3 separate regions of the Homo sapiens genome follow, and all the other regions are linked to region 1. A link is a contact called in ENCODE Hi-C or POLR2A ChIA-PET data. All regions are on one chromosome and are shown on one strand. Each heading gives the region's core, a stretch centred on a gene start or an enhancer-like site at or near the end of the contact. The rest is flanking DNA. Distances are from core to core; before and after follow the strand shown. Region 1 overlaps SORBS2 (sorbin and SH3 domain containing 2). Region 2 holds the start of ANKRD37 (ankyrin repeat domain 37). Region 3 overlaps SNX25 (sorting nexin 25).

Region 1 (3,195 bases), core at 171-2,670:
TTCCCCTGACAGGAATTAGTTAAATCAACTGAAGTCCTGTTGGAATGCCTCGCCTGTCATCTGTTCTGCACAAAAATGAAACACATGGCATTCTAAGAAAATCCCGAAAGCAGCCAATTTCTCAGAAAATATTTGAATGACCCTGGAAGGTTAATGGCACAGTCATTTACACGAAAATTGCTTTAGATGTGGAAAGGGTATTGTTCTAGGGTCAGTAAAGTGTATGTGTCATCTCAAAGCTCCACATAAACAGGCTGTCTCGATTGACTTGGAAGTGGAGGCAGATGTTGAGGAAGGCGTGGACAGCACAAAAACATTCTGTGATTATTGCTTCTTGATGCCGTGGCTTCCCTCTCACTGTTTTCCATCCCGTAGTGTGTCCGTTTCACGAAGCAGTGTGGCTGCCATTGTGAAGGGACACCTGAGCGTGGCCCACACTGGGGAGCGCCTGTGCCCCTCCGCCTCCTCCCTGGAGCTCCCAAATGTGTTTCTGTAGCTGAGCGGAGGGTGGAAAGGTTTGCTTATTGGCAGGAAGCTTCACTGCACTGTTAAAACTGTTTTCCCATTTTACCTCAGAACTCAACATGAGGTCTCGATCTTTAGACGGTGGACAGACCCTGACTTCGTGAAGGTTTTGCATGGTCAATGGGAAAGTCCTTGCCTTCCTCATATCTGCCCACCACGCTGCGGTGCCCATCCCCGCAGAGGCAGCCGCCTTCTCCACGGCTGGCCTGAGACCCTGCTCACGGCCCCACCCCTCGGGTCCCCACCTATGCTCCGAAAGCAGGGTCTCCGAGCTCTCATGGGTCTCACAGGCTGTCTAGGTTTTGACCAGACAGTATTTTAGGTTTTATGTTTCATGACAGAATTCCCCGTTTCTCCCCACTGCCCACTTTATTTTAATGGAATTTCTTTTGAATTGCACCTGTATTGTCAGCACAGGCCTCCCTAAACGGTACAGCCATCCAGGGAGGGCGATGGTTCCAGTAAAGGAGCAGACACATTCCTGACCCTGATGGAGGAGACGGGAGACCACCTGCTCTCCACACCCCCTGTCCCCAGCCACTTTGCTTTCTCCTGCAGCCAGGCCTGGGCTGCTGCGGTTCTTTTCTATCAAACCTCTTTATACCCCCAACCTGGAACTTGAAAGCAGAGGAAATTCTAAGCAAGATTAACCTCTCCTTCTATCTTGCCTTGAAAACAGTAAGGAAGCAATGCTTTTGGAGCACTTAAATAATTGCTGAAAAGGGAAAAATCGTGGGCAATTCTGACACCAGTGAGCATTGCCAGTTCTTCCTTCAGGCACTGTTCTATAGGGAAGGAGGTTAGAAACTCAGATTCATGGATGTTGCTAAGAGCAACCCGGAACTCAGACATTTTTCACTGTGCTTTCCTTGGCATGCCAACTCGAAGGAGAAATGTTAGCAATGGGGCACAGGGAGAAACCGTGCCAGTAGGTATGGTATTGTTAGGTAAAATGGAGCAGCCTTGCTTGTTTGGGGAACCTTTCAGTCTCCCCAACTATGGACTATCGGGTTCCTGATTTTCCAAGTCCCTGCTGAGGGTGGGATGTTGTGTGGATGATGTCTTTCCCCTCTGCAGTGGTTGTGGCACACACAGACGTGTGAACCTTGACCACAGGCTCGACACACCCTGGTGTCATCGGGTGGGTTGTGTTCCAGTGGCCCTGAGCCAAGCAAGACCCCAGGAAAGACTCTGGAAAACTGAAGGGGGCTGGATGTCACCCACAGTACATACCTTGTGCCTGTAACGAAGCAGGCACTGGTTTCATTTAGGAAAGGTATTGTGTCCGAAGCCCCATTTTTAGACTGTTAAAAGTATACAAACAGAAACGAACACCGCCATCATTAACTGACAATCTGCCTTCTCTTCCTACTTTCTCTGGAGTCTCAGGTCTGCCCAGTAACCTCCAGAATGCCCAGTTGCTTTGTGGTCAGGCTTCTTTTACCTTTGCAGGCCCAGGGCACTCACAGACCAGGCAAGACTTTTAAATGAGAACATCAATTTGCTACTTGCTTTAATCCCACCATTGCCTTAGGTGCAAAGCACACTTTTTTATTTTAATAGAAGCCCAGGCTTGCACAACACCACCTTCATGAAGATTGGTCATTTCTGAGGATGACAAAACCACAAAGTTTATTGAGATTGCTCCTTCATTGACAGTCTCTAAGCACTTCAGAAGCAATGACAAGGCAAACTCTGTGGGATGATGACAAGGGTCCCTCGCGCTGCGGCAGTGGAGAGTGTGTCTGAGCCAGGCTGTCTGTGGGGAGACCCCACCCCACCCCTGAGACCTGGGTGACTTGGCACCTGTCCACGGCTCTGCTTCTCCATCCACAAATGGGAAATATCACAGGCCCTGCCTTGTGTGTTATTGATATAAGAACTTGGAAAAGAGCTTGCTGTAATAGTAAGCATGGTAGATGTTGGCTGCAATAAATAATTGTGTTGCTGGGAACTCAGCAACATTAGGATAATATTAAAAATAAAATTTAAAGATTTTTCTGGGATATGTGTTAATTGCAACGGTTAAATAAGGTAAACTTCATGAAGACATGTATAGAATTTTAGTTATCTATAGGTAAACTACTTATTTTAATTCATCATGGACTAAGGGGACAAAATTGCACCCACACACACACATACACACACACAAACGTACACACAGTAAATATTTTCATGATATCGTCTAGGGATGTCAAATTAACAAAAATTAACATAAAAACAGATGCATTTTCAATGAGATTATCATCAGATATTATTTATGAACAGCTTAAATAGAATGAAGACTTGGAAGGATTTGGGGGAAGGCTCGCATGTGAGTGTGTGTGTTTGTTTGTGTGTGTGAGTGTGTGTGTGTTTGCCCTTTTTTCCCTTTGTTTTCAGGATAGTTCCATTTAGAAAAAAAAGCTTTCCTACCAAATTTGCAGATATCTGCAAATAATATTCTGCCAAGAAGCAAAAAAAAAAAAAAATAGTTTACTCTGATTCAATGGAAGCGAATCTCCTAGGATGTCCTCCTAGCAGAGGACATGTTGCTGTTAGAGCACTGACGTATCTGCAGAAACATGCCTTGCTTTTCACCGTGAAATCAGGGCCATCCCTTGAAATAGGCTGATTAGGCAACTGTCTCATGAAGGGATATGAGGACCCCTGGCAAGTTCCCACCAGCCC
Region 2 (3,214 bases), core at 524-3,023, 340 kb after region 1:
CGTTTGCAAGTGCAACACTTCAGAAATGCAGAATTAAGTAACTAGTGGACTATTATAACTTCAGCATTCTAGCATACGCTCTGAAATGATCATTCCTTTATTTAGATCTTCTAGATACTTTTAGTGATTACATTAGGGATAGCCAACTCCATGGGCTAATTTGAAACATAGAAATGTACTATGCTTGCATATTCATTTCAGTATGGAACCTTCTAAAAATCTCCTCCTTTGGACTGAATTTTTAAATTCAAGCTTTTTATTTTTGTTTTTTTCCTCGGTAAGCTGCAAAAGCTTTTTATTTTTGATTAGTTCTTTTAGTTTGCTTTTTCATACCGTTTTCATTAATAAAAATGTGTGGCTGGGCGCGGTGGCTCACGCCTGTAATCCCACCACTTTGGAAGGCTGAGGCAGGCGGATCACCTAAGGTCAGGAGTTCGAGACCAGCCTGGCCAACATGGTGAAACCCTGTCTCTACTAAAAATACACAAATTAGCCGGGCACGGTGGCGCGTGCCTGTAATCCCACCTACTAGGGAGGCTGAGGCAGGAGAATCTCTTGAACCCAAGAAGCAGAGGTTGCAGTGAGCCGAGATCGCGCCATTGCACTCCAGTCTGGGCGACAAAAGCAAAACTCCGTCTCAAATAAATAAAAACGTGTAGCCATATGCACATACATTAAAATGTAAGCAAATAAAAAGAGTTCTTCCAGAAAAGTTTACAATTTAAAATTCACCATGCTTTAATATTCAGTGGAAGATGCAAACTACAGTAAGAAAACTCTTTAGGAAATTAGAATGCTTGTGGACATAGCTCCTAAGTATTTCAATTGCTGCAGGGAGACTTTTGGTAATGTAGCAATTACTTCTTTTGAAATAAACTAGATCTGTGCTGTTCAATATGATAGTCAACAGCCACTTAAGGCTAGAGTATTTGAAATGTGGCTAGTCTGATTTGAGATACGCTGTCACACCAGATTGTGAAGACAGAATAAAAGAAAGTGTAAAATATCTAATCAGCAATTGCTTTGATTACATATTGAACTGATAACATTTTGGACAAATTGGGTCAAATACTAAAATTTCATGTTTCGTTTATTAATGTGGCTACTTAAAAACTTCAAATTTCTCATGTCCTCACATCAAGACTGGAAAAAAACTCTTAAATTACATCTGTGTCTTGCATTATATTTCTGTTGGACATCGCTGCTATAGACATGTTTTTAACAGCTGAAACAACTCTTGGCGTCTGAGAAATGTTTGTGTGTGTCTGGGTTGGAGGGGACGGCTGTACACAGCAACAGTTACCTAGTTACCTGCTGGTTGAGGTCAGCGCCCGTTTGCAGCTGCCAGAGAAGAAAGCAAGCAAGGCCGCTTCCTGCGGCTAAGTGGACAGGCGACTGCTTGCAGGGATCCGGGGGTGCGTTGACCGAGGCCCCTGTCTCCAGCAAATGCTTCAGACCATCCACCTGCAGGAAGAGAACAGATCCAGCACCCTTCCCACCTTTGTCCAGTCCCGCGCCCCTCCGGGCTGGAAACCTCCCCGCCCTTCACAACCAGCTCTGACCAGGCAGCGCCCAGTGGTCCGTCCCCGCATTAACGAGAAGACGAATCTAGAAGCTTGAGCCTGCAGGACAAAAGCTCGGGCTCTGTGAGCCCGAATCTCACCTCGGGGTTGCAATCCAGCAACAGCATTTCCCGCCTAAGGCAGATGACAAGAGTCCTTGGAAGTGCAGAGAGGTGAGACACTCGCCGCACCCCGACAGGTAAGAATGCGCAGGCTGGCCCTAGCACGGGAGAATTTAAAGACCGCTGGGACTTCCGGGCCGGCCCTTGGCAGCCGCGCCCCAGCTCCGGTTACGCCCGAGCAGCCTAATCCTCAACGACCCGGACCCTGTCCAGCCCCGCCACGGCCGCACGTACACAAACACTGGCACGTGGAGCCCGGCGCCGGGGGCAGGGGGAGGGGGCGGGCGCGCGAGGCCATCCGCCGATTGGCCAGCTGTGGATGCGTCAGGCCCTCCCACCTCGGGGCGGGGCCCGCGGCGGCCCCACGGAGCCTCAGCGCGCGTGCGCAGGGTAAGTCAGTGGGCGTGAGAGGACTGGAGTAGGAGCGGGTGGGGCTCCGCGGCCGCCATGAGGCGCGCTGAGTTTGACACGTCTCCCGGTAGTGCGCCCGCCCTTTAATCCTTACGGAGAAGCGGGAGTTTCGGCTGCAGGTTTTGGCTCTGCCGGCGCGCACGTAACCAGGAAACTGGGAGCCACGCGCAGCTCCCCGTCGACGCCGCCTTCAGAAGCCGCTGTGCACTGCGCTGCTGCCGCCTCGGCGCCGGGGAACGCAAGTTCCTTTACCTCGCGCGCAGTCGCCCGCCTCCCAACCCGGGAGGTGAAGGCGGGGACGGCGAGCGCGAACTCGAGGGGATGGCTGTCCCGAGTGGCAACGGCCGAGCCCGGCCCGCGCAGGGACCCTTGTGGAGGGGCCCTCGGGGAGAGGCCGCAGCACGCTGGGGTCGTCACGCTGGTCCACGCCGGGCTCTCCTCCCGGGAGAGCGGACCCGGCCGCGTGCGATTCGGACCCGCGGGGCTGGTGAAGCCGCTGTCCGGCCCCGCGGGTGCTGTCGGGCGTGCGTCACTGCTTTTTGTAGAACATGACCTGACTTCCGATGGCAGCTACTGACGTCAGAGCTGCTCCCTAGACTCTCCCTAAGCGTCTTTCCAGAAGGATCTGCTTAGAAACCAAAGCTCCAGCCGAGTGTTTCTTTTCCCCTACATTTTTAGTGATTCCCTTCTGTTGATGCCTTTGAAAGCTCGGAGAAATAAATACGTTTATTGTTATGCTGTTAGAAAACAAGTTCATGCTTGTCCTCTAAAGATAAGTGGTCTTTTCATTCTACTTTTTGTTTTGTAGTAAGAGCCATAAAATTTGCAATCGCAAGTTTATGTTGTTATACTTAGTTACCCAAGGGGTAGTTTTAAGCATTTTTATTCATATGAATATTTGAATATAAATGTGTGTTCAAATATATAGAATCGTTCTTATATTCCACATTTTTAATATTTAAACTATTCACAATATCTTTTAATGATGTTTAAAGAACGGCAGTGTAGAGATACTGTTGTCAGATTTGTGAGGTGAGCACACGTTGATATTGCCAGTTTCGCTTTTGTTTATCAATTCAATAAGCACTGCTTTTTAAAACACGTGTTGAAGCTTCAGGT
Region 3 (3,336 bases), core at 331-2,830, 430 kb after region 1:
AAAACTTTTACTTTTAAAATATATATCCTTAAACTTCATAGTTTGTGTATAATGTTTAAGTTAATCTAAAAATTCTGGGACTAAAGTTGCCTCTTATTTATAAAACAAACCTAGACCTCAATTTTAATTTGGGGTTAAAACATGTTAATAAAGAGAGAGAAATATAGGAGAAAACTGACACCCATTTACCAACCATTACATTCTTTTTACCCAAAGAGAGCTTAAAACGCCTTTCTAAAAGGACAAAACCTAGAAGAAAATTCCAAAGAGAAGTAAGAAAGAGAATAACCCTTCCCTAAAACCCAGCTGCAAGGCTGGGAAGAATGTTTTGGTGCTCCGCTTAAATGTGGCTTGCTCACGTGAATGCGTTCTGTTTGATAATGGGCCATACAATGCCATTGTCTGATCACAAAGCTTGTTGCTAACAAATGCAACAGCAGCTTGTTGCTTAGATGGTTCTGTTTATTTTTGCCTCAGAAAGCGAATGCCACATTCAGAGCTAAATGACTAACGTGGAGCTCATGCATCCCATGCTGCTGGCATGCAAAAATCCTTGTAAATCCAGTGATGCAGATGAATACATTTCTTTGTGGCCTTAAAACCCATTCATCCAAGAAATATTCACATCAAGAAAAGTATAGGCGAGTGGGTGTGTGACAACACCCCGTGACCCAGCTCATGCCAGAGTTATGTGGCTGTTTCTCTATAGAGTGTTAAGTAGTAACACTGTGCATTGTTAGAAACTGGGTTAATCACACAACATTTAATCTAGCTTTAAAAAGAAGTGGCCAGTGAAACACCGGATGGCAGTGTGTCTTTAAACTGGTGCCAAGATGAACACACACATGATGTTAGGTTAGTGCAAAAGTAATCACGGGTTTCGCCATTACTTTTAATGGCAAAAAAAGTGATTACTTTCGCACTAACCTATAATATTCCAAAGCAATTAGTTCAAATATTTACTGTTTTTCCGTCTAGATAGTCTAGGTTCTACTGAGATCAGAGCAAAAGGAAATGGGTGAATTTGGGTTCATTTGGTGAAAAAGACATTTATATTAGACATTAGGTAAACCCTTTTGGCTACAAAGACATTACAACAGACTTACGAATAACATCACAGAAATGCTTTTCGCTATAAATCCCCTGCCCATGATATAATTCTTCCTTAAGCAAGTGAAGTGGCTTGCAGTAAAACAAAAACAGCAACATCTAACGACAACTGTTAGATGCTATTTCTAATGAGGCAGCAGAGAGCAAAGTAACTTAAAGTGCAAACTCATGACTCCAGAAATAGTACAACTGGATTAAAATGGCACCACTGTGCTTTTCAGGTATAAAAAAAGAAAAACACCAACAGTAGAATATTTTCCTTCCCTCATAACATGCTATCATGTTCCAGGGCATATCATAATGGCAGCATCCTCAGCAGACTCACTGAGGGATTTAATGGATAATACAGGGCAGGGTTTCTCAACCTCAGCACTACTGACATTTTGGACAGGGTAGTTCTCAGCTGTGGGGGGCTGTCCTGTGTACTGCAGGATGTTTAGCAGCATGCCTAGCCTCTACCACTAGATGCCAGTAGCATCCCTTCCCCCAAAGACGACAACCAAAAATGTCTCCAGACTATTGTCACATGTCCCCTGGGGAGCAAAACTGCCACCTCCTACCCTCCACCTGGCCCCACTTAGCAGTGCTGATACAGAGGTACAACCTGCTCCTCTAACAAGAAGGTTAGAGCAAACAGAGGACAAGGCCGCACCCTCCTTCCCCTTCCCTCACTCCTCAACATGGGCTCTCTTCTCTCCTCTGCCCAGGATGCTCAGGTCTTCTCGTGAAATGCAGGCAATCGACATATGGAATAGAGACTTCCTCCCTAGAAAATGCTGGTTCTCCAATCAACTGTATGTGCACTGACAGACTAACCAGCTGTTGAATCTTTCTTGTATATTCAAATAAAAGTTTTAGGCTGGATGTGGTGGCTCATGCCTGTAATACCAGCACTGTGCAGGGCTGAAGTGGGAGGATGGCTTGAGGCCAGGAGTTTAAAACCAGCTTGGGCAACACAGCAAGACTCTGTCTCTATAAAAAAAAATTTAGGCCCGGTGTGGTGGCTCACGCCTGTAATTCCAGCACTTTGGGAGGCTGGGGCAGGCAGATCACATGAGGCTGGGAGTTGGAGACCAGTCTGATCAACATGGAGAAACCCCTTCTCTACTAAAAACACTAAATTAGCCGGGCATGGTGGCGCATGCCTGTAATCCCAGCTACTCGAGAGGCTGAGCCAGGGGAATTGCTTGAACCCAGGAGGTGGAGGTTGAGGTGAGCCGAGATGCGCCATTTCACTCCAGTCTGGGCAACAAGAGCAAAACTCCATCTCAAAAAAACAAAATAAGTTTAAAAATTAGCCAGGCGTGGTGGCATGCACCTGTAGTCCTAGCTACTCAGGAGGCTGAGGCAGAAGGATCACTTGAGCCCAGCAGGTCGAGGCTGCAGTGAGCCGTGATCACTAAAGCCAGGAGTTTGAGGTTACAGTGAGCTATGATCACGTCTCTATGTTCCAGCCTGGGTGACAGAGTGAGAACATGTCTCTAAAATATAAATAAGTAAACAGAAGTTTTACTAAATCCTCTTGATGGAAGGGTTCAAGAAACAGGTATATATTTACTTAGGGACTAGTCAAGATTTGAAGTGAGAAATGGTACTTGACCTCTTAACACAAAGCTGGCAGCAATTCTCAGTAGTTACCAATCATCACAGACTTCTTCAAAATTATCTAGAAATCACCTCAACAGTTGCTAAGGAACTCAAAAAAATATTTGCCTTACTTTTCAACCTGAGGCTGGTATGTCCTTTTTTGAAAAGAACAAATGGGCTTCTCTTACCACTCTAAACACCTGAGATTTCATAGTCTAACGTGTCACTCCACTTCAGTGGAGAGTATATTTGAGGAATAGCAGAAATCGTACAGGAGTTGATGGCGGAATCACTCACTTTATGATGGAGAAGAGTACAGAGACACATGGACTTTGTGCAGCCCGGCCAGGGTGTGCCCACTGTGTGCCCTGCCTTGCTTTTTTTTTTTTTTTTTTTTTTTGAGACAGAGTCTCGCTCTGTCGCCCAGGCTGAAGTGCAGTGGTGCAATCTCAGATTACTGCAAGCTCCGCCTCCCAGGTTCATGCCATTCTCCTGCCTCAGCCTTCCAAGTAGCTGGGACTACAGGTGCCCACCACCACGCCCGGCTAATTTTTTGTATTTTTAGTAGAGACGGGGTTTCACTGCGTAAGCCAGGATGGTCTCGATCTCCTGACCTCGTGATCCACCCACCTCGGCCTC

What was found. Hi-C counts contacts between places; a loop is a spot of excess contacts on that map. ChIA-PET counts read pairs that join two places held with the same protein, here RNA polymerase II (POLR2A). Pooled maps may share reads with other maps.
Region 2: a loop to region 1 is called in a map with no recorded cell type, with 5 times the contacts of the local background. The contact joins the promoter of ANKRD37 here to the enhancer-like site in region 1. A Hi-C loop is called at or near these places in 3 of 37 single-sample maps with no recorded cell type and 4 of 50 pooled maps.
Region 3: a pooled map shows a loop between it and region 1 (2.9-fold over the local background). The contact joins two enhancer-like sites. A Hi-C loop is called at or near these places in 1 of 37 single-sample maps with no recorded cell type and 2 of 50 pooled maps. POLR2A ChIA-PET finds 5 or more read pairs at or near these places in 1 of 52 experiments (Panc1).

Annotation. Positions count from the first base shown.
Region 1 is chr4:185,735,178-185,738,372 of GRCh38, reverse strand. All of the region lies in intron 2 of SORBS2 (sorbin and SH3 domain containing 2), which reads left to right. Among named protein-coding and RNA genes, the nearest start is that of SORBS2, 75 kb to the left of the region's middle. RefSeq lists an enhancer at 705-1,274. Within about 2 kb of position 1,420, at least 2 of the 41 ENCODE cell types and tissues checked have a DNase peak (open chromatin) inside an H3K27ac peak, as active enhancers do.
Region 2 is chr4:185,395,400-185,398,613 of GRCh38, reverse strand. It overlaps ANKRD37 (ankyrin repeat domain 37), which reads right to left and starts at 1,773. Exons shown (of 5, transcript NM_181726.4): 1 at 1,664-1,773; 2 at 1,312-1,464. The coding sequence starts at 1,690. It overlaps LRP2BP (LRP2 binding protein), which reads left to right and starts at 2,690. Exons shown (of 9, transcript NM_001377440.1): 1 at 2,690-3,214. RefSeq lists silencers at 1,788-2,157, 2,378-2,567 and an enhancer at 2,188-2,257.
Region 3 is chr4:185,303,420-185,306,755 of GRCh38, reverse strand. The region is part of intron 6 of SNX25 (sorting nexin 25); the gene reads right to left. Among named protein-coding and RNA genes, the nearest start is that of LRP2BP, 91 kb to the left of the region's middle. RefSeq lists a silencer at 267-561 and enhancers at 85-585, 671-730, 1,766-1,955, 2,844-2,943. Within about 2 kb of position 1,580, at least 10 of the 41 ENCODE cell types and tissues checked have a DNase peak (open chromatin) inside an H3K27ac peak, as active enhancers do.